3 separate regions of the Mus musculus genome follow, and regions 1 and 2 are each linked to region 3. A link is a loop called in an ENCODE intact Hi-C map of the cell type or tissue named here. Cell type or tissue: left cerebral cortex. All regions are shown on one strand.

Region 1 (8,000 bases), 93 kb after region 3:
TGGTTTCTGCCAGACCCTGGGGGTTTGGGTTTAGAGGACAGAAAGCCCTGGCTCCTAACCTGCAAACCTGACACTGGTTTGCATTTTTCACTTGGCAGGCTGCTGTCCTGGACCCAGAAGGGGTCTCATTTGCAGTCTGGTAGTGAGATGAGTTAAAAGCCACCAAATTTGAGGGTTAAGATGCCTGGAGCCCCATGCTATTTAAAGCAGTTTTTTGTTTTGCCATCTGGTCATACAATGCACTGTTTAGTTGAAGATGCTAAATTCTGGCTCAGAGAATGGCTGTGTTCCCCGAGAGATGGCCTCCCTAGCTGGGTGGGGCACCCATGGTAATGAACTTCTTAACCCTCATGCCCCCATATACCCTTAGCTTTCACCCCCTTTTCTCACCTCCAAAAAAAATCTCCAGAACTTTTTGATCTAAAAACTGGCCACGGTAGACACTTAATTCAGCACATGGTGGATATGGGTTACCCTATATTAATTTTAGGTTTTCCTAGATATATTTACATCTTACTGCCTTATTAATTTCCAGGATGTCAGTCAAGAATGAGTTAAACTTGTAAAGCCTCTTAGCATAGCCCCTCCCTCTCTCCCTCCATCCATTTCCTGTTTATGTAAGGTGAGAATTTTATATGGAGTGAATTTTATATTAATGGCTGTAAATTAAGGCTTGACTAATCCGATTTGTAGTTGGCCAGCCAACTGCATGCTCCCAGAGAGTGAACATTTTCAGCTCTATGGATCACATTGTCTGTATGACTACCATTCACCCATGATAGCAGCTGAATTGCTCCTGCATTCAGGTGAATGCTTACCCTGTACCAATAAAACTGCACTGAAACCCGTGGGCATCAGAGTGGCCCTTGCGCTCTGGTTTGCAGCTGTAGCTGTACTATTACATATTGTCAGATGTGTAGTATACCCTGTAGCCAATGAATGCTTTTACTGTGGGACCTTGAAGTGACTCTTGGTGACGTATGACAGTGATGGGAATAGACTCTTTTTTTTCCCTAGAGCTGAGGACCGCAAACCCAGGGCCTTGCGCTTGCACTGAGCTAAATCCCCAACCCCCGGGAATACAGACTCTTGAGTCACCTCTAGTTGAAGCCCTAGATTCTCACAACCCACTAGGGCAGCCTTCTCCACCAGCTACCAAAGGCCAAGTGCTAACACTCACTTGTGTCTCACAGGAGAACCACAAACAGGAAGTGCACCCAAGAATGCAGCTATGATTGATTGGCTGGGTGAGACTGACCACCCACCCAGCCCAGTAGCTGCCCTGGTAGACCCAACAGCACCTCTGTGGGTGGTAGTGTGGGTCATTCTGTAATTCCTGAGCACTCCATATGTAATTTTTGCAAGATCCAGTATAGAATCTTAAAAATAAGTTTTAACTTCCAGAAAGAAGAGCTTAATTTGCCCGTGGAAGTTTTGTGTTTGGATCCATTTGCTCTCATCAGAGATTAAAGTGAGGTCAGGCAGGAATGTCCCTTCCTGTTCCCTGGAGTCTGACGTCTAGTGTGGACACAGGGCAGTGAGCTACTAGGGTGGACTATGACCCCAAAGATGGTTTGGTTATCAGGGTGACAGGCACAAGAGTAAGATCATCTCTAATCAGGCAGTTTACTCCCTCATCTGAGACTTTAAAGTTACTCCATGCTGAGAAGAAAAAGCTGGGTGTAGATGTAGGTGAGGCCTCCTCAGAAGTTTACCTCAGGGCCCCAAGCATGATAGAAATGCTACGAGTCTTAGCCATGAAGACACTGAGTGGAAGATAGGAAAAGGGGAGAGAAGGGAGTGGGTGATGTGAAATGCCTGCTCTTCCCTTCAGGCAGCGAAGGCTTAGGACCTTAATAGACAGCTGTCAAAAAAGTGCTCAGCTGCCTACAACGGTCCACACTGCCGGTGTGGGTGGGTGAGCATCCATCTCAGTCAGGGAGCGTCTCAGTCGATTCCATAGTGGAGAGTAAAAATACGAATGGTGGCGGTGGTCAGGGTGCCGAGTGGGTAAAGGGCTTGCCAGGCAAGTATGGGACCTGAGTGTGTATCCCCATAACTTCCGTGCAGCTCAGGACACGTAGTGCGAGTGTCTGGAATTCTACTGCTCCTACGGGGAGGTGAGCAGTGGAGACTGGAGAGTCCCCAGACACTCGTGGGCCGTCTAACCTGGCACGTACAACCGACAAACAACAAGATGCTCTGCCTCAAACAATGTAGAAGGCAGGGACTGATACCTGGAGTTGTCCCCTGGCCTCCATGTGTCTGCATTCTGCATTCATGCACATGAATGTGCTCTCTCTCTCTCTCTCTCTTTCTCTCTCTCTCACACACAGAGAAAGAGAGAGAGAGACAGACACAGACAGACAGACAGACAAGTCCAGCAAAGTGAAAGTCATTTTGCATCTCCCTGACTCATTAGATTCCCAAGTTCCCCACCCCACCCCTGGTGCCCACACAGTGTGGTCATGGAGCAACTGTTGGAGACTAACCACAGCTACCCTGGCCTGAGGAGTTTGGCTATTTCCAGCCGCAGAGATGAATAAGAGCATCCATTTGAGCCAAGTTGATTTCCCAGCTTCCCCTGCTCCCCATGCCAGCTATGGGGCTCCTCAAACTCTGCTGGCCTCTGCTCGCTAGTCTGTCACGTCATGAATCTTGCTGGCCTTGCCTGTACGAACTCAGTGGCTTTGCTGATGGGTTGATCTGTGGGATGGTATTCTATAGACTTGCCAGACAGAACTTCAGGTTGGGCTTGGTGAACACACAGATGTCAATCATCTAGGAGGGCTGTGGTCCATGAGAGAGTATCCTCAAGCATCTGTGCACATCTGCAGACCCCTGTCCATGGAGCAGCCCACCCAGGGATGAGTCAATGCAGTGGGAAAGAGGAAGGACTCCAAGCCCAAAGGCTTTGGCTTTGTAGCCTTTGGTATGGCTGGCTATTCCTTCCCCATAAGAGCTCCAAGAGCCATGTCTCCTTCACAGATACCCTGAGGTGGTTCTTCTATTTCAGAACTCCAAAGTCCTGGCCAAGAAAGAACTGGCTTATGTCCCAATCATTGGCTGGATGTGGTACTTCGTGGAAATGATCTTTTGCACACGCAAGTGGGAGCAAGATCGGCAGACGGTTGCCAAGAGCCTGCTGCACCTCCGGGACTACCCAGAGAAGTATCTGGTACGTAGGCAAAAGAGCCGTGTGCTGTCTGGCTCCTGTGGAATTATGTGTGGCTACCACACATAGGAGTCACTTTAGGACTCTTCTGCGGGTGACCACTGAATTGAGTATGACCTGGAATGACATGTGACCTGAGGGCACTTTGGGGCTGACCTGGCGTCAAGTGTGACTATGAACTTCTTTGGCACTGTGGCCTCTGGTTGAGCTTGGGGTTGTGTGAGCGTGGGATCCTCCTGTGTGACCATTCATTATCTTTTGCTTTTCAGTTCCTGATCCACTGTGAGGGCACACGGTTCACAGAGAAGAAACACCAAATCAGCATGCAGGTGGCCCAAGCCAAGGGGCTGCCCAGCCTCAAACACCACCTGCTGCCGCGCACCAAAGGCTTTGCTATTACTGTGAAGTGCTTGCGAGATGTTGGTAAGGATGCTGGCTAAACAGGGGATCTTTGAGGCTAGGTGGGACCTGGGACAAGAGGCAGGTTCCAGTCTGGTTGGGCACCTCACGTTTCTGCATCCCAGTGAATACTTCCCTCTGCTGGTCAACGGCGGTACTGCACTGTGAGTGCAGAAGGTGCAGGCTCCCTGGAGGACCCCTGAGATGGCCTGGCCATGGAGCTGCAGTCTTTGAGGCCATCTCTTGCTTGTCTATTGCTGACAACCACCTGTAGATGATCTGACCTGTACTCTAGGGCAGCTGACCCATGAGTCTGGAGTCTTAAGCCAGTGTAGATAAAAAGCAGAAGGCAGCAGTGGTCAGTTGCCACTGGCATTCTAACATGACTTCTTACATTTCCTTATTAACCTTTCTCTTCAGTTTAAAACATGTTTCTTGTTTTCATAGGTAAGCCCTTCCTCTCACATCTCTTACTCCCTGGGCCTTCGGCTCCAAAAGAGGCTTGACTTTTTACCTGGGCTGGATAGGACTTGACACTGCTTCAAGTGTGAAGGCACCACAGAGCTTGGGCAGGCCTTCCTAGAGCTTCATGTGTTGGGCATGCCAGGAAAATGCTTTATCCCAGAGGAAGAGGTGGGCCAAGCTGGCCCTACTCTGTTGCCAGAGGCAGGTCAGATGTGGCTTCTGGCTCCCTGCTACTAGCTTCTATAGCCTTGTCGTTATCTCTTGTGCGGGGGTCTTCCTTAGCCCCCATGGCAAGGATTTAACCAGGGCACCAAGGACATCAACAGGTTAAATATCTTCTGGGCTAGTGCCCACTTTAGGCATCAGAGCCCACCAATGACAGGAGAGTGGTTGGGCCTTTAAGGACAGTGCCTCTAGATACTCCTATAAGGCAGCATGGGGACCCTTTCCCATTGAGAAAGATAGTGGACCTACAGACCTGTAGCGGGGTTAGGCATCAGGGGAAAGAAACGGATGGTGATTTTATAACATTGAATTCGTGTTCTTCATATTTCCAAGTGATCCAGGGATGGTTTACAATTTCAGTGATTCCCCTGCTACTTTTACTAACATTAACTGCAGACGTCTAAAGCTGTCAGGCCCGGGTCAGGATCATATACATCATCGTTAGTACAGTGGGCTCCGCCTGCATGTGTAACTGGCATCTGTCACCTCAGCCCTGTGTGATGATGGCTTTGTAAGCTCACTCTCCAGAACACCTAAGTTTGGAAGATTGCGTGATGCAGCTAAGCAAACTTCCCACTGCTGGGAAAAGGCGGCTGTGGGCGCCACACCCAGCCGCACTGATTCCTGCCTTTCTCTGCTGCCATCTGTTTCCACCATGTTTTTACACATTCTACCCACTTGCTTCTGTCATTAAGTCATCCGTTCTTTGATCCAATAAGCATTTCTGGAGCCTGACCTGGGTCCCAGGGCTCCCGCAGCAAGGTTGGATGGAATGTGGAATATAGCGACGAGATAACTTGGAATGCGCTTATAGGATAAGTTACTGTTACAGGGGCTTTTAGGGCTCTCATTTGGGCTTTCATAGTAAAGAAATAGAGACATCTATATTAGAAGCCTGTTACCCTTTCTGCTGGGCGCAGTCTCCTGAGTTATCCATCCAGAGTCACTGTTAGCCTCCTTGCTCTGTTCCTCCCCCAGCTCCAGCCTCCAGCTCCTTATTCATCAAAAGCCATTCCTCCTTCCTGATTCAAAAAGGCTTATTAGCATAGTGGGCGAAGTTCCACAGCTTACTCACTCTGAACCAATCAGTAGCAGGACTACCCCACACATTAGCATAGGAGGTGAGGTCTCACAGCTTACTCACTCTGAATCAATCAGCATCAGGGTTACACCATATATACATCCGCGCGGAGAGCGTGGGTGATAGGTTTCCCAAGGAGTTACCACTGAATAGGACTATTAACTTGGCCACTACCTTTTCCCTCCAGGATTTAGATGTAACACTCTGACTTTGTGGCTGCTTCATTTTGGGAGGGCACAAAAATGCTCACAGAAAGGGTTACACTGGGCCTGCAGAGATGGCTTAGCTGATACGAGTGCTGACTGCACTTGCAGAGGACTGGAATTCAGTTCTCACTGTTATTACCTGGTGGCTCACAACTGCCTGTAAATCCAGCAACGGGGATGCGATGCTCTCTTCAGGTCTCATGTGTACATATGCCCACATAGACATGCACCCACATTGTTACAAAGTAAGTCTTTTATAAAAAAAGGAAAATGGTATTTGATAACTTTATAAATCATGGCTATCGTTCTATAACAGACACATCCTTAGATGAACCTAGGTCATCTCCTACCCATATTTGTTCAAATATCGGTATTTGTGACTACAGTAGGCTCTGCCTACTAGAAAGTTGCTTATTAGCATCCTTATCAGTATAGAATTGACAGTCATGACTGCTTTAAAGCCCACATGACCACAGGAATTACTCTGTTTCTATGACTCGCTTACAGTTGGCTTTCTGATTACAAAAGATGATACATGTTCAATGTAGAGTGGGTGAACAATCTAGAAAAACCCAAGGAAGAGGTCTCTATCATGCGTGTCATTGGTAGACAGGTTACGGCGTGTGTATGTCTTCCAGTGTGTGTGTGTGACTACCAAGCAGAACTGGCCTCACCTGCTATATACTACCTTGTTTGTCTTGTCTTATAGTCCCAGCTGTATATGACTGTACACTCAATTTCAGAAACAATGAAAACCCAACACTGCTGGGAGTCTTAAATGGAAAGAAATATCACGCTGACTGCTACGTTCGGTAAGCTGGCCCTGCTTCCTTCCTAGAAATGGGAGGGCTTGTTTCTAAGTGCTAAATGACAAGGAGTCCGCCTCCAGCAACGTCTGCTTGCCACTGAACTTCTCCCCAGTTATTTATATTATGAACTCAGGAGGCATAGCACACCTACTGCACACCCTGGAGAGGATGCCGTCCCTTCCAGCTCTTTCAAATCTGTTAACTGGCTTGGCTCAGTTTGTCTCGCTCCCCTCTCAGAGCTCTGGGCGGACAGACAGGAGGCCAGTACTCACTATCAGTCATTCTTTGTGGACACATTTCCTACAAAGATGGATCTGCTCTTTGCAAAGACAAGCCAATTTTTTTCTTTCTTTTCTGTTATTATTATTATTGCCTGCTTAATGGCTTACCCAATGCGCCCCTTGATCTCCAGAATGTCACCAAGACTAGTGGAATGACAATGGGAAGATGTAGCAGGCAGGAAGTCACGGGGCCATTTGCTCAACAACCTTATGCATTAAAATCCAGTCTGCGTTGGGTCAGGTGGCTCTGGTTCCCTATGCCGTAGTCATCTCGAAGGCCATCCAGGAGACCCTGAAACATCCTCATACAAGCAGACAGATGGTACAGAGCTTTCTGGGTAAAGAGACCTTCAGATGCCAAATCCCAGTACACCGTGATGAAATCACAACTCTGTCGAGTCACTCAAAATGTCTAAATATACAAACGCATTTGTGGACTGCCAGCCTGGGTTAACTCCCTGGAACTGCTTCCAGCTTTTCCACAAAATGAGGACGAAGCACCATCAACCACTGCCGCCCAAGAAACTCCTCAAGCCGACTTCCACCCCCTGCCCCTACTACCAGAGACAGAGTGGGTCCTTTCTCTCTGGAGTTTCTTTAACACTTGACAAGAGCTCCACTCAGCTGGATTCTTGTAGGGTACAAGATCGTTTGACATCCACAAGGGTTGGCGGGGGGGGGGGGGCAGGGTTAGTAACTGTAGTTTTCTGGAGTATATGTGGGAACTGGTGTAGAGTACATAGCCAACTATGATCCTTTCAAGTTCACCTACAAAGCCAGCAAGTGTTCATGGCCACCAGGGAAGGGTCCTTATGCTGCCCATCACACCTTTTTGTGTGTAGTAGCCCACTTAATACGACTGGGACATTCTAAGTAAATACTACAGTGCCATATAAAGAATTAACACATCTAGGGCACTACCGACCAGCACAGGCTTAAAAAGAGTAAAACTCCCTAAGGCCCAGCTAGTCAAGTGAAGCTCATTTCCTGGGCAGAGTAACTCAGAGGTCTCTATTCTGTCCAGATGCCCTTCTCACATGCCTGACCTTCCAGCACCTGCCTCAATGTGGCCGTGCCCCAGTGGAGGGCAAAGGAGCTGCGTGTGAGATGGTCCGCCATTACTGTTGCTCCTTGGTCGAAGAAAGTACTAGTGTGTTGTCCTGTATGCATGGATTCTGCACCTATCACAAAGAACACGGAGCAGCACTGTCCTCTCGGGTGGAAGCAGTGTTGGGTTTGGGGAGGTGGAAGGCGGAGAAAGGCAGACCCTCACTCCTGACAGTATCTCTCTGTCATTGACTTGACCCTTCTACTGGCCCATGGACTGCCCCCCTTGCCTCCTCCACAGGGTTTAGTCTG
Region 2 (8,000 bases), 78 kb before region 3:
TAGGATATCCAAGGCTATACAGAGAAACCCTGTCTGGAAAAAACAGAAAATAAATAAATAAATAAATAAATAAATAAATATTTAAAAGATCCAGTGTTTCAAACCATATGTAGTGGCTTACATCAGGACACAGCCTGATTTTAATAATACTACACACATAAATAATTGATATCACACACATAATACACATAACATACCTCACACCACCCACACAGCCTACTTACTCTATACACATAGTACAAACACCACATACACGCATAGTATATGTACTCTACATATACATTATACTTACTCACCACACACAGACACAGACATACACACACAGAGACACACAGACACACACACACACAAAATGATTCCCACAGAAGAAAATTGTGCCCTGGCCTTCCTCTTCAGAGTGGCTGCAGAGTGCCCCTCTGGCCACCAGAGGGCGCTAAATCCTTAAGGGAAATGCTTATTTCCAACAAACCAGAAATCAAATTCCCTAGTTTGATGTTTAGACCAGGCATACGTTTGAAAGCTAAAAACTGGATTTTGGTTATCATTATCCCTTCATTCCTAGGCTGCTTAAAACCAGGTGTGTGGGGGCAACAACTACATGGGTGTGTTCCTGACCATTGGCTGCGTCGTTAACGGGTCAGCTACCTCCAAGTGTAAAGCGGCTCACCAAGCCATCTCAGGCTGTTGTGGAGCGTTCTATACCAGGAACATAATCAAGAATGAATGTGTCTTTCCACAAGGTGTCATGGATTTAACAACAGCATTTTGTCCCCTGATGATATACCATAAGCTCATTTGTTCTTTTAATTGTTTTATTGTTGCTGGTTTGGTTGGTTATTTTTCAAGACATGGTTTCTCTGGGTAGTCCTGGCTATCCTGGAACTCACTCTGTAGACAAGGCTGACCTCAAAGGAACTCAGAGACCCTCCTGCCTCTGCCTCCCCAGTGCTGGGACTAAGGGCATGCACCACCTGGCTTTTGTTTTGTTTTGTTTTATGACAGGGTCTCACTGTGTAGCTCTGGTTATCTTGAACTTGCTGTGTAGACTAACTCACAGAGATCCCCCTGCCTCTACCTCCTGAGTGCTGTTATTAAAGGTGTGTAGCACCATGCCTGTCTTAGGATGTTTTATTGCAATCTTAATTCCTAACAGGAACTTGCATCACCCAGCATGCAGGAAATCTACCTATCTCTGAGTATGTGGATGCACAGCATGGCTTACAGAATGAGTAGGAGTTAAAGAGGCTGCCTGGGAGCTCTGGTTACTGAAGTGGGGTGGTGAGCGTGCTGTATTGGTAAGATAACAACCGCAAGCCTACCGCAGAAGCTGAGTACAAAGATGAAGTCAGCTGCAGGGATGGAAGGAAAGGACTGGGTGTGGTCCACACGGGCAAGCAGGACAGGCAGAGCACAGGTAAGTAGGCTGTGTCAACAGTGGGGCACCAAGGTGAAATGAAGCCCCAAGGATAGTCCAGAGTTCTCTGTCCCACGGTCCTTAATGAATACTCTGGGTATTAGAGGCGTCTTAGTTAGGGATTTACTGCTGTGAACAGACACTAAGACCAAGGCAACTCTTATAAGGACAACATTTAATTGGGGCTGGCTTACAGGTTCAGAGGTCCAGCCCATTATCATCAAGACAGGAGTGTGGCAGTGTCCAGGCAGGCATGGTGCAGGAGGAGCTGAGAGTTCTACATCTTCATCCGAAAGCTGATAGCAGAATTCTGACTTCCAGGCAGCTAGGATGAGAGTCTTGAAACCCAAGCCCACAGTGACACACCTACTTCAACAAGGCCATGCCTACTCCAACAGGGCTACACCTTCTAATGTTGCCACTCCCTGGGGCCAAGCATATACACACCATCACAAGAGGATAGATGGCCCTGGGGCCCTTGCCATCCTGTATCCACGCTGTATGAGGTGGAGGCAAGGAGTTACACATTTTTCTTGGTCTGGCATGTATACCTGTTTCATTCTCAGACTTTGTTCCCAGATCAATATAATTTTTTCTTTTATTGAAAATAGATGTTTATTTCACACATCATATTCTAATTATGGTCTCCCCTACCCTACCCCTCCCAGTCCCTTCCTCGCCTCTCTCCTCCAGTCCGGATCCGAACCCTCTCTGTCTCATCTTAGAAAACAGACAGGCAGCCTGGTGGTGGTGGCACACGCCTTTAATCCCAGCACTTGGGAGGCAGAGACAGGCGGATTTCTGAGTTCAAGGCCAGCCTGGTCTACAGAGTGAGTTCCAGGACAGCCAGGACTATACAGAGAAACCCTGTCAGAAGACAGACAGGCAGGGCTGGAGAGATGGCTCAGTGGTTAAGAGCACTGACTCTTCTTCCAGAGGTCCCGAGTTCAATTCCCAGCAACCACATGGTGGCTCTCAACCATCGGTAATGGGTTCAGATGCCCTCTTCTGGTGTGTCTGAAGACAGCTACAGTGTACTTAGATATAATAATAAATAAGTCTTAAAAAAAAAAAAAGAACTCATGACCTTTGGAAGAGTAGTCAGTGCTCTTACCCACTGAGCCATCTCTCCAGCCCCCCTAACTTCATTTCTGTTGGCTCTCTACTACCGGGCATGGGGCAGCCTACCTTTAAGAGTGTTTTGTTTCCCCAGTGAGACTGCCTCAGAAAAGACGAATTTCTCATTTGTCAGTGGCCATCACTTGGAGATAGCTTCTGGGTAAGGCGTGGGAGTTTGTGTCTGCTTATCTCAGCTCTAGGGCTCATTCTGGCGCAGACCAATGCACGCTGCCCCTGTCTCTAAGTTTGTATGTGCACCACCAGCCCTACTGGGTCCCTGAAGCCCTGATTCCTTGGTGTCCTCCATCCCCTCTGGCTCCCACACTCAAGGGGAGAGATGTGATGGAGGGGTCCCTTGTAGGGCTGAGGATCCCCAGGTCTCTCACTCCGTGTATGGTCTGGCTGTGGGTCTCTGTTTGTTCCCGTCTGCTGCAGGGTAGGGGAGCATTTCTGATGATAACTAAGTAAGGTGTTGTCTGCTTCCCTGACCTGGGGGCTCGCAGGGAGTCCCTGGTATGATTTTAATACACCCATGTGCCCTAGTCTCAACTCTCCTACGGTTTTTGTACAACACGTTCCACCAATAGTAGAAAGAAAGGCTCTCATCTTCATCACCAAAAGTGCTGTTGCAAATTGCGTTGTAAAGTGTGTTTCTGGAAATCTGGAACACAGGCAGATTGTAGCACCAGTCCTCAGCCAGAAACTGTAAGTCCCCACCACCACCCTCTGATGGTTTTTTAATTCAAAATGTAGCATGCACTCATTCTTCCAAAATAATCGTGAGAACACACTGAAAATAACAAAGCTGAGCCCCACCAGTTTTGATCCGTTCAGTTCCTGAAAGGTGCTGTTCCACTGCTCACCAGCAGGGGGCGCGACACTCACAGCAGACGCCTGCAGCCTGGGAAGTTTGACTCAGCACTGGGAAGGGCTGTGCAGAGGGGAAGTTTTTGCCTCGGTGACCAGTGAGGGCCAGGCGTTGGATTACTTTGAGGAAGGTGAAATTTAAAAGCTACCGCTCACCGGAAGAGAACCTTCCTGGAGTATGCCAAGCATCTCAGTAATGCCTGGCTTTGACCCTTTTTTAGGATTAGAAGATATTTGTCCGATTTATTTTCTAACCCAGGCGGATTACAAATAAATTTTCTAAAATATGGGGAGAGCCCTTGTGTGGGTCTTCTCTACTTCTGGTAGCTTACACGCACATTAACAGCGTCTCCTAGCCGCTAATTTGAGCTGGAAAAGCCACTAATTTGCTTTTAAAAGCTTCATTGCGGGGGCTGGGGGTGGGGGGGGGGACACGACGGACGGGGACGGGGGACGAGGGAGTTGGGAGGGGCATTGATTTACCTGTATCTGTAAGAGGCCTTAAGACCTATCAAGGCCTCAACAGTCTTTACCATCACTGCAAATTCCCAGTCTTAACATCCCTGTCTCTATCTATACGCTAGAAATGAGGGTGACCATATCAACAGTACAACCAAAGGAGGAAACACAGACGAAGTCCGCAGTCCTCAGGGAGGGCTCAATCTGTGTGTGTGTCTCTCTCTCTCACTTCCTCCCAACAACAGTCACAGAGGCCAGTGGTGTTGTTATCACACTTCTGCAGGTGAGAGGAGCCCAAGGTCATTAGCAAAGGGTGAATGAAAGCCAGGCACAGGAGCTGAGGACTGGTGAGATGGCTCAGAGGTTAAGAGCACTGAATCCTCCTCCAGAGGACCTGAGTTCAAATCCCATAGCTACAGTGTAAGAAAGCAAGCAAGCCAGTCAGGCATGACCCTCCCAAGGCAGCTCCTAGCCATAACTCATGATGTAGACACTCAAATCGGCCACTGGTAGGTCCCTAGGGTTGCACAAGAAAGCATCTGTCCCTTTTTGGGTCATAAGTTGTCTTTTACATGCTGACACTCCACCTCTTTCTATACCTAGATATTTATACAAAAACCTATACCTAGGTATATAGGCACATGTAAAGAAATTTTGGTATAGAAAGGGGCATATACAGAAAGGTATATACATGAGAGAGATGTATTTATTTATTTACCATAGAAGAAATTCTATTGTTTTTTTCAGGTATAAAATATGTAAGAAAACTCGTTTCTCCCACGTTAGCTCATCTCCACTGTGTGGGCGGGGGCACACACATACACACACTCACACACACACTTCTAATTAGCTGCCTTGTCATGCAGCCCCTCTGTGACCCACGCTTCATATTCTGTGTGGACCTGAGACAGTGCTGAGTCACAAGACTGTCTGCTCCTAGCAACAGAACACCAGTTCTTGCTTTACAGCTTGGTGGCAGGGGACTGTACGCTGGGGAGAGGAGAATACTACCCTACTCACAGTGTTATTCCCCACACAAACAAGACTCCAGAAGGAGGATACTAACATCCAAGCCTCTTGCCCCTCACAACACAAGCAGCATGGTTTAAGGATTCTGTTTCGTGTACCCTAGTACAGACCCACCCACCGAATATGAACCTCTAGGGTGTGAGCACATAGCCCTGCATTATCTAAAAGCAGCCAGCCTCTGGTTGAGACCAGTCCAGAAGGATTTTTGTTTTGTTTTATTTCATTTGTTTTTGTTTTGTATTGTTTTTATTTTGAGACAGGGTTTCTCTGTGTAGCCCTGGCTGCCCCAGAACTAACTCTGTAGACCAGGCTGGTCTCAAACTTAGAGATCCTCCTGCTTCTGCCTCCTGAGTGCTGGGATCAAAGGTGTGCGCCACCACATTGGCATTGACCGTGGCTCAGGATGCAAAGCAAAGATGTGTCCACCTCTGTGGGAATTCCCCGGGCATGCTAGCATGTGCGTGGAAACTTCTCTCAGTGTCATGGGAGCAGCAGCAGAAATGGAATCCCAAACGCTCTATGGCTCCTACTGACCAGGGTGGAGAGAACAAAGACTGGCTGTAACATGAGAGAGTTCAGGAGGACCCTTTGGGGTGACTCTTGCTGAAGAGAAAGGTAGGCATGTGGTAGATACAGCAGAACAACCAGGCATGATAAGGTAGGAAAGGATGCTGAGTCTGGCAGTCCACTTGTGTACCTGTTCTGGAGAGTTTCTGAAGGTTAGGCCAAGTCAAGAGCCAACTGAGGACAAGTGGTAGGAATGTGTGTGCCTGTCATTGTCCTAGTATCCCAAGAAGGAGGACAGATGGTGCCTAGAGGCCAGGGCGAGTATCAGAGCCTTCCACATTTATGATCCTGGAGAAACTATCTGCCCATTTAAATTAGTATGAAGACCTACTTTGTTCGATGAGATGAATTCTTCAAATTATAGTCTGTCATAGTCAACAGGGTTTCTATGACAAAGTGCCAGAGACCGTGCCATTTATAAACAACACAAGTTTACCCTCACAGCCTAGGGATTGGAAATAAGGGCTCCAGCACGGCTGGAGTCTGGTGAGGACCCTCTGTCAGGTCACAGAGCACTGAATTGTCTCTGTTCTTACAAATCGGGAGAGCTGTCTGGGCCCCTTCTATAGGGGGATGGCTCCTGCTCACGAGGGCTCATGAGGGCTGCCTCAAAGGCCCCATCATACACCATCCAACCGGGGCTTCAGATTTCAACACGTGAATTTTGTACAGTCTATAAAGGAAGAGGTATCAAAGTCTGGCCGTGGAAAAGAAGTAAAGTAGAAGTTGCCCTTGGCAACCTTTTTCCTCTTCCATCCCAAGGGCCAGAGCCATCTTGGTCCTTCCCATTCCTGTGAGCCACTGACAAACCCAATAACTCTCTTCACTCTGCCATGGAAATGGCCACATGGGCAGTCGGTTACCCCTGTCACGTGTTAAGTTTACACCATGCTAATAGGAAGAGGTCTGGCTGGGGAGATGGCAGGTCCCCTAGCTGGGAAATCCTCAAGAGTACTTGGTCAGCCTTCAAGTCACATGCACTAAATCCTATGTATCATAGGACCAGAAATTGGTATTTTGACAGGAAAAAAAAAATGCTTTCTTCTCCCCTACCCCATAACCCCCTCCCCACCTATCCGCCCCCAAATACCAAAGCACGTTATTGTAAATTGGCAGTACGGTTTCTGGAAGGCAAGGCTCTGCCCCATCTCTCAGGCTAAGCACAGACGATTCTTCATCATATTAAACATTTTGTTCACTTGGCTTAATCCGGCTAAGTGCAATAAACCCTCACATGTGCGCACACACCCTGAGCCGGAGACTTTGATGCCAGGGTGTTGTGTCAGAGACTCATTACAAAGCCTCCACACAAGCTGGTTCATCTCAGTATCTCCGAGGCCGATCAGCGCCGCCCATGTTCCTGCACACTGTGATTAGCTAAGCCAATTAGAATGCGTGCAGACAGACGGGGGTGTGGGGAAGCCTGAGATTGCAGTTGACAGTTGCGCACACATGCATACTGTCATTTGTAAGTGACCCAGGGAATTGCTTGTGGCATCTGTATTTGGTTTGTTTGTTTGTTTTAAGCAACATGCAAAGTTAATAGACTTCATTATAGCATTTTCTCCCAGTCTGATTTTTTTTTTTTTTTAGATCCTCCATCTCCCTCCACTCCGCCCTCATCCTTCCTGCCCTGCCCTGTTCCCTTTCAGGACACCTGCTCTCTTACCTTCCCTGTTCCTCAGAACCTCCCCACCACCCACACCCATTCCCGTACCAACTCTGCCCTGTCCCCGTGGCTTCTTCTCCAGCCTGGCCTGTTTGGAGATCTGTGCACCTGTTGTGTTTGGCCATCCTTCAGTGGGTTTTGGAAATTCTACTACAATTTAACTGGAGACGTTGTCTGTTCCTTTTGACGTCCATGTTTTGGGTCCTTTGCTTTGGTCTCTTAGATCTCTTACATGCATGGCTCATGCTTGTTTTTATTTATATGTGCATAACTGTTCCTGTCCTGACTTTGTCCTCCATCTCTGATTTTTTTTTTTTCTTCTCCCATGTGGTCTTACCTGTTAACTTTGTAGTGTTATTTATTTGATGGATTTCTTCTCTCGTTTCCAGAATTTTTACTTGGGGTCTTATCAGTGTCTCGATTTCCAGTTGAGTTTTTCTTCAGCTGTGTTAGCTGGTTTTAGGTGAACTCAGTACAAGTTAGAGTTATCGGAGAGGAATGAAGGACCACGGAGAAGAAGCCTCCGTAAGACTGGTGTGTATGTATGTATGTGCTTGATTAATGATGTAGGAGGCCCCATCCCATGGGGAGCAGTGCCACCCACCCCTGCCAGTCAGGCTGAGCAAGCCATCAGGAGCAAGTCAGTAAGCAGCCCCCTCCATGGCTTCTGCATCAGCCCGTGCCTCCAGGATCCTGCCCTGTGTGAGTTCTTTTGGTTTTCATTTCATTTCATTTCGTTTTGTTTTGAGACTCGGTTTCCAGTCGGTAGCCCTGACTGTCCTGAAACTCACTCTATAGACCAGGCTGGCCTGGAACCCAGAGATCTGCCTGCCTCTGCCTCCTGAGTGCTGGGATTAAAGGCGTGCGTCACCACTG
Region 3 (8,000 bases):
GCATTTGCCTAGTATAAAGAAGGCCTTGAGTTTAAACCATCTCTCCAGCCTCATGCTTTCTTTCTTTCTTTCTTTCTTTCTTTCTTTCTTTCTTTCTTTCTTTCTTTCTTTCTTTCTTTCTTCCTTTCTTTCCTTCCTTTCCTCTTTCTTTCTTTCTTTCTTTCTTTCTTTCTTTCTTTCTTTCTTTCTTTCTTTCTTTCTTTCTTTCTTTCTGATCAAAGTCATACATGTATGTTGCAGAAAGAGCACATAAGGCAATAAATATAAGACAGCAAATGAGAGGCTGCTATGTCCCCGGGGAGAGGTTGTCTTGAGCTGTCCAGTGGCCTTTGCATGTGTCACTCTGGTTTCCCTGGACTCCCATGGCAAATGGCCACATACCATGTGTTGTAAAACATGAGCAGTGTTGCTCCCAGTGACCAGAAGACTGGACCTGAGGCGTCAACAGGACTGGCCACCCGGAAGCCCCAAAGAATAGTTTCTCCTGGTATCTCCCCAGCTTTTGGTGGTGTTGGTGGGACTTGGTGTCTCTTGAGTGTTGCTTTCAACAATCCAGTCTGCCTCTGTCTTTGCTTGTGTTAGGTTTTTCCTATTCTTATAAACTCATTGATTCTAGGGTCCATTCTAATCCCCGGAACTCTCTCTTTTGCACCCCCAGAGTACAAATGATAGACCCTACACTTTGTACCTCTGAGCTCCACTTTGAGCCTCATCCTGGCTGATCACATTGTCAGAAAGCCTGTTTCTAAATAAGGTCATATTTTGGGGTTCTGGCTAAACATGAATGTGGGGTGATATTTACTGAACTACATACTACACACAGTATGGTTTATATTTTTATAGTTGTTATAGAGAAGTCATGAGAGTCTGATTGTCAACTTGACAGAACTAGAATCACCGAGGGGACAGCCTCTGGGCATGTTTGGGAGGGACTTTCTAGATAAAGGTTAAAAGGTGTTCCTGTTGCTGTGACAACAGAATACCCTGACAGGGGGCTAGACAATGCAACATGGTGGTTTGAATAAGAATGCCTCCCATACGTGAATGCTTAGGCATTGGGGAGTGGCACTACTTGAGAAGGATCAGAAGGTGTGGCCTAGTTGGTGTAGGTGTGGCCTTATTGGAGGAAATTTGTCACAGGGAGTTGGGCTTTGAGGTTTCAAAAGCCCAAGCCAGGCCCAGTGCTACTCTGCTTCCTATAGATCCAGATGTAGTTCTCAGCTACTACTCCAGCACCTCTCCTGCAAGCCAGCCTGCATCTCACCATGGTGACAATGGACTAAACCTCTGAACCTGTAAGCCAGCCCCAATTAAATGCTCTCCCTTGGTCATGGTCTCTTCATAGCAATAGAACACTGACTAAGACAGAAGCACTCACTACTCCTGCCGAGGACCTGAGCTCAATTCCAGCAGCCATGCATGCCAGACAACTCAAACCACCCAGTTCCTGCTCCAGGGGAACTTATGCTGTTGTGTGCATATGCTTACACAGATACATGCATGTACACACACACACACATATGTACACACAGAGATATATTCATACACACTCATACACATATACAGATATGTGCACAAACACACTCACACTGATACATCCACACACAGATACATCCACACATGCATTCACACATGTGTGCACACACAGGCATACTCACATAGATCCATGCACACAGAGACACAGATGCACACATACACTCATACATACATACACACACACACACACACACACACACACACACACAAAATCTTTTTTTAAAATACCCAGACAAAAGCTACTTAAGAAGGAAGGACTTACTTCTTTTACATAACATGTGTGGGGGGCTGTGGGGGGGGTGTAGTGTGTGGGGGGTGTTTTGCCCACATGCATGTATGTACTGGGTGCCCTCAGAGGCTAGAGGAGGGCTTTAGATCCCTTGCAACTGGTGGACAGTTTTCAACTACAAGCCACGGTACTTCTCACCACTATGATAATGAACTAAAGTCCTGACACTAAGCCATTTTGGGTGCTGAGAATCGACTCTGGAAGAGCAATCAGTGTTCTTGACTGATGAGGCATCTCTCCAGGTCCTGAGCATAAAACTTAAAAAAAAATTATTTTATATATACATTATAAAGGAACTGAAAGTTAATGTTATACACCATTGAATAATTAGCATGTCTGCACTTTGATAGTGACCGCGTACAAGAGGGAGGTGTCACACAAAAGCTCTAGTTGTTCTGGATTTTGGAAACTTTAGGATTTTTAGGTTAGGGATTGTCAGCCTGAATTGTCTTCTTTGCAATAATTCTTGCTGTCATGATGGAAATAGCGCCCCATCCCCCTTAGAGTCTGAAATGAAGGAAGAGACTCTGCTGACCACTCCGCCCTCTTCCCTTTGCCTGTTCTTTGACCAAGGTGGAGCCCCTATCCACTGGAGACCTTGTGTCCATGCAGTATCACGATTGTTTACACGTCTCTTTCCCTTCTGAGATTGAGTGCTACCCCATTTGTTTTTGTGGCTTGGATTCCCAAGAGATATTTGCTGAGCTGAACTGTTAGATTATGACAGAAATGTTTATAACCCTCTGTGAATATAGACACAGGAGGCAGAGTCTAATTGCGACTCTTAAATAAAACGCCTAGAATTCAACCCACCAATACCTTCCCATCCCTCAGATAGGTTTCTAAGATCATGAGCTCTTAGCAATATTGGCTAACAGACAAGGCCTTAGCAATAGTAAGGATCAGAATTGAATCGTAATAATGAAATAAAAACATTAAATATTGAGCTTGGGGCAAGAGCTGCAATTGTCAAATTTTTAATTTCCTGCTGTTTTTACCAAAATCACTCACTGTAACTATAATCAGTGTAATGTAAATTTATGGAAGACTCAGATATTATTGTTATTGTTTGTTTGTTTGTTTGTTTGTTTGTTTGTTTGTTTTTTGAGATGGTTTTTCTGTATAATCCTGGCTGTCCTGGAACTAGTTTGTTTGTTTTTTGAGATGGTTTTTCTGTACAATCCTGGCTGTCCTGGAACTAGCTCTGTAGATCAGGCTGGTCTGAAACTCAGAGATCCATCCACCTGTCTCTGCCTTCTGAGCGCTGAGACTCCAGGCATGTTCCACAACATCCAGCAACAAGTCTCAAATTCTAAAATTAAATTTCCACCCAAAATGCCACTATGAAAAAAAAATTAACTATCTGGAAAGTATTTTTGGAAAACTCATTGATTCCCGTCAACAATAAAATCACAAAATATGGGCTGGTGAGATGGCTCAGCGGTTAAGAGCACTGGCTACTCTTCCAAAGGTCCTGAGTTCAAATCCCAGCAACCACATGGTGGCTCACAACCATCTCTAATGAAATCTGATGCCCTCTTCTGGAGTGTGGAAGACAGCTACAGTGTACTCACATATAATAAATAAATAAATCTTAAAAAAAATAAATAAAATGGTATGGTCAATGTTTAAAAAAAGTCACAAAATATAACTTGAAAAGTTATAAGAGAGAATTTTACTGGGGAGAGGGGGTGCTGAGACCATTTCTCTATGTGGCCAGAGGGGATTGAATGTTCTAGAAGCTAGAGTTAACAAGAACAAGAACTTAAATATTACATTGGATTCCAAGAACAAAAATTCGGAGTAATTTATGTTATGTGTGTGTGTGTGTGTGTGTGTGTGTGTGTGTGTGTATATGCGTGCGCGCGTGTGTACTTATGTGAGTTTATGTGCACCACATTCATGCAGGTGCCCCTGGCCAACATCAGAGAGTGATGGATTCCGTAGAGTTAAAGGCAATTGTGAGCTGCCAGGTGCCTGAAACTGAACCCTGACTTATTCAAGAGCGGTAAGCACTCTTAAACCCGGAGCCACCTCATCTCTCCAGTACTTATAGGAAACTCTTTACTAACAACTTTTATAGCCCTTGCTAGCCGTTCAAGTTAATTTTTACACCCCACAAATGGGCTTTCGGTTTGGATTCTTCCTTATGCCCTCCACCCTCACTCCATTTGGCTTTGCTCCTCTCACATTCTAGATGATCTTCAGGATGTCAAAGTCCAAACCCTTTTCCTGCTTCTTGAGTACCTTCTTCTTGGCTCCTGTCTGCAGGGCAAGCTATTTGCCGTGCTTCTGCAGCCTGGAGGAGGAACTTCTCAGTACTGCTCGCGCTAGAAAGTAGAGCGACCACGGGGCATTCTTTCTGTAAATATGTAAACATCTGCGACAGTGTCTTGAACAGCCCGTATTTGAAGGGCACTTTAGGCACCCAGAGATTGAATTCACCTTTCCAGGAATGTCACAGACCTGGCCTTTGCGCACTTCCAACACCGCCCCCCCCCCGCCCCCTTAAAGTTTCAGGACTCTGTTCGGTTAATCTGCTCAGACCCTTGCTAACTTAACAAGAGTGTAAATGTCATGTGCATGTGTGTGTTGCCTGCTTGTGCGCACTAGCATGAGTAGGCAGTCCTGGCACCCGCTGGCACCCAGCTTTGGAAGGAGAGCATCCATCCACAGGAGCTCCGGGCATCCTAGGTCTGTTGGTCCTAGTCTCGGGAACGCTGGGCGTGATCTTGGAAGGGGCTTCCGGGCTGGCGGAGTGGTGGCCAGGAGAGGTGAGCAAGGCACTAGAGTGCGCGGGCTTCAGCTTTCATCCTGTTTTCCCCCCACCCCCACCCCCAAACGAAATGGCACAGGGGACTTGGGGCGTGGGGGGGGGGGCAATTTCCAGGGCAGGAGGCCGAGGTTTCTCAGGCTGTTTGCACGGGGATGCAACAGGGCTCTTGAGCTGGGCGAGTGGCGGCAGGCCACTGGGATGGCTTTGTTATCCACGCGGGTGACTACTCGATCCCAATCCCCATCTGGCTCCAACAGGAGGCCGAGCTGGACACTTCTTTACACTCATTGGAAGGAGAGGGTGACTCATGTTACACGGGGTCCGAGCTTCCCTCCCAGTAGCTGCTAAGTCGTAGCTTTAAAAGGAAGTGACATGGGTGGGGAGAGACGTCAGCCGAGGACCACCTTTTTTTCCCTTCCCGAAGGGTCCACCCCTTTGGGTGGAGTCTCGCTTTTTCTTTCCAGTGTTGGCTGACTTACAGCTTCTCTAAAGTAGAGGCAGTTTCTGAACCTCAGGCTCCTGCCTCGCAGTTCTGGCTTGTGAGCACCAATGCAAAGAACTGCCCGGAGCGAGGTAGGTGGTGTTGGTACGATTACCAGGCACCTTCTCCTGGGGTGTGGCGTGTGATGATCGGATGCCCTTCTCTGGCAGGGGTCCCTCTGCTCGGCTGGTTTCCTAGTACTTTGGAAGGGATAGGCTCGGAGCGGGATGCTGGTGGGGTTGGAGCGAATGATGCGGGGGTGGGGGTGGGGGCAGAGGGAGGAGCACCGGGGCTCCGCGACCACTGCTTTGTGCCAGATTGTGAGGAGCTTTCTGGGGGCTCTGCGAGCAGCCCTCCCAGGGTGGAAGCATTTTCTTGGCTACCGTGAAGGTGTAGCGATGGCTCCTGTTACATATACGGGCTCTCTTTTCGTGCAACACGTTCTTCTGTCTCTGGTGTTTCTATGACAACCACAAAAATATACTCCACAAAAATACAGTCCCAATCTAAATTGATTTATTTGTATTTCCTTCCTGGGCTTGGCCTGGCTGGGCCTCGCTGGAACGCAACGTGACTCTGTAGATACCCCCTCCTCTCGTTTTCATTTTGGTTTTTCCCTATCGCAGGAGGGCTGGGGGAGGGGAGTTGTCAAGGAAACAGGCATTTGTAATCACCGCTTTATTTACTTAAATTTAAGCTTCTGGGTTCTCCATCATATGTCGGGATTTTTAAAGGGAGTTCTTTTATGTTTTTGAAGCTTTCCAGTATTAAGGGCAGCTTTTAGAAACTTAACTAATTTCTTAAGACATGATATTGAACAAACTAAGAGGGGCAGGGGGATTTAACTCTTTATAGGAGGATACTGCATTGAAATAAAGTGTTGCAAAGTACCTGATAATTCACACTGGTAAATATGTTATCAGCTGTTCAGGCTCACCCACAAGTCTAAACATGTATAAAACGAGTCTTGGCTCTATTCTGAACTTCATTTAGCCACAAATCAAAGTTCAGTTAGCATAAGAAATGCTAACTACCCAGCTGGGTCTCTAGGGTATTGTTCTGTGGTGCTCTCACCTGGATTACCCAGTGTTTACCCTCTAGTCTTTCCAAACCTGGCACGGATCTGCTCATCTGAAGTTATCACTCAGCATCTCCTACTGGGGGGAAAAAGTTATCTCAAGAGGAGGGAAACGTAGTGTGGATGTGTGCATGTGTGTCTCTGTATATCGGGGGTGGGTGGGTAAGGTTCCTTTTGAGAAAAACAATTAAGACTCCCAAGTTAGAGGTATGATATCCTTCTGGTGCAACGTAGGGAGGAAAAAACAAACCTTCAGAAGAAAACTAAGACACGAGAGGAAATTATCACCTACCCAGTAATAAGCAGAGGTGGACAAAACTTGATACAAATAATTCATTGCTTAGAAGGCAGGCCCATTAGTGGTTTTGGGTGCTGCTTATATTCAGTACCTCTGAAGCAAGCCTGATAATGGACCCTCTTCTAATGTGCATGCCCAGTACCAGAATTCCTTCCTTATTGGTACCAATATAGAGTCCTGTATTACTGAGATTATCTGTGGTAAGAATTTAAAAGGCCTCAGGTTACTTTCAGGTTATTAAAGCCCAATCATAGCTTGGAACCCTAGCCTCTTGGCTACGTGGAAGCGGGAAGAACCAGTAGTTTCTAGAATGTTCTTTATCTCACTACTGTTATTTATCTCGGTCTTAAAAACTGACCATAGTTCCAGAGATTTTAAGCATTTCAGATACAAAAGTTCTCTACAAATGGGAGCTAAAGAACAGGGCACAAAATTAGAGGGCTGGGGTTGTTGCTTGGTAGTAGAAAACTTGCCTAACGTCCCTAGAAACCCTCAAAACAAACAAATCTAACTAGAGAAAAAAATGGAGTTAAAGACAAGAGAATTAGGTGAGGGGTACAGAACATTAAAAAAACGTACTCAGAATAATGATTCAACTTTCATTTTGCCAAACTTACTTTAGCATTCTGCCGGACAAGACAATGGACTTATCGTCCGACCTTCCAAAGCATGAGAGTAGTGGGCTTGTCTCAGCATGTCACTCAGAAAGTTTCCAGACCCAAACCCAATGCAAAAAGAAAGTAGTAAATAACCAAACAGACCAGACCCCTCTCAGCTATCCAGAGAAAGAGTGACTTGTTTAACCTGTGGGAGACAGCTGGAGCTGGGTGGAAACAAAGTACCCCAAGGTGACTCAGAAGGCCAGGCTATGTCATGACTTTGACTGTAGCTTGGATGCTCGCGAGGGCAGAGAAGGAGGGAGCCATCTTAGTCATTCCAGTCCTTGCCTTAAATCATGGCTACTCAGAGAGGAGTTGGTTAAGGCCACCCTTTCTGTTCTGCTGTGTTCTGAAGGGAGGTCTGGTGGGCAGGGAAAGAGGCGTGCCTATTTCTGAGTGACTCTTGATTTACTGATGAAGTACATGGCTAAGCCTCGCTTAGTAATATTCTGCCATTTGGAGAACTCAGATGAGTCCAGTTTAGCATTGGAAAACTAGCCTTAGACTCTGAAATTCGGTTTCCAGTGAGTTCTCGAGAAAGCAAGCATTCTGCCAGGGCTGTGGGAAAGAGGGTTTCTGCTTGGGGCCGGTGTGTGTGTGTGTGTGTGTGTGTGTGTGTGTGTGTGTGTGTGTGTGTTAGTTTGTATTTTGTAGTTATTGTGTGTCCACTATGTGTCAGAACAACTCAGTTAAGCAGTTACAGTTTTAAACCACCTTGGGGGAAGGTATTAAGAGATTTCAAAGACTAGCCAATCTGTTTTTCTCTCCTAATGGCAAAATAAAAGGAAATGCCATGTGAGAATGGTTTATGTTGAACCCCCCCCCCCCCCCCCAGAATGCATTCTTGCATCGCAAAGATTTCTTGCCTATTTGCTCTTTTTTT

The links. A loop is a pair of places that touch in the nucleus more often than their neighbours do. Peaks named below come from ENCODE experiments on the same cell type or tissue, not always from the same donor. Only the 100,000 strongest peaks of a DNase experiment are listed, where the experiment ranks them.
Region 1: a loop joins it to region 3, with 4 times the contacts of the local background. A loop is called at or near these places in 31 of 42 quality-filtered maps.
Region 2: a loop joins it to region 3, with 6 times the contacts of the local background. A loop is called at or near these places in 15 of 42 quality-filtered maps.

What each region holds. Positions count from the first base shown.
Region 1 is chr17:12,207,195-12,215,194 of GRCm38, forward strand. It overlaps Agpat4 (1-acylglycerol-3-phosphate O-acyltransferase 4 (lysophosphatidic acid acyltransferase, delta)), which reads left to right. Exons shown (of 9, transcript NM_026644.2): 4 at 3,017-3,178; 5 at 3,445-3,598; 6 at 6,261-6,363. Among named protein-coding and RNA genes, the nearest start is that of Gm46605, 54 kb to the right of the region's middle. In left cerebral cortex, a CTCF peak has its summit at 3,730 (motif pointing left); DNase peaks (open chromatin) are centred at 3,110, 3,711, 4,918, 5,352 and 2 more places; H3K27ac peaks cover 1,713 bases.
Region 2 is chr17:12,035,967-12,043,966 of GRCm38, forward strand. The region is part of intron 10 of Prkn (parkin RBR E3 ubiquitin protein ligase); the gene reads left to right. Among named protein-coding and RNA genes, the nearest start is that of Gm46604, 8.6 kb to the left of the region's middle. In left cerebral cortex, CTCF peaks have their summits at 431 (motif pointing right) and 3,407 (motif pointing right); DNase peaks (open chromatin) are centred at 432, 1,324, 2,738, 3,398 and 2 more places.
Region 3 is chr17:12,114,242-12,122,241 of GRCm38, forward strand. It overlaps Agpat4 (1-acylglycerol-3-phosphate O-acyltransferase 4 (lysophosphatidic acid acyltransferase, delta)), which reads left to right and starts at 5,043. Exons shown (of 9, transcript NM_026644.2): 1 at 5,043-5,174. In left cerebral cortex, CTCF peaks have their summits at 3,387 (motif pointing left) and 6,229; DNase peaks (open chromatin) are centred at 4,076, 4,537, 5,000, 5,596 and 1 more place; H3K4me3 peaks cover 2,966 bases; H3K27ac peaks cover 1,900 bases.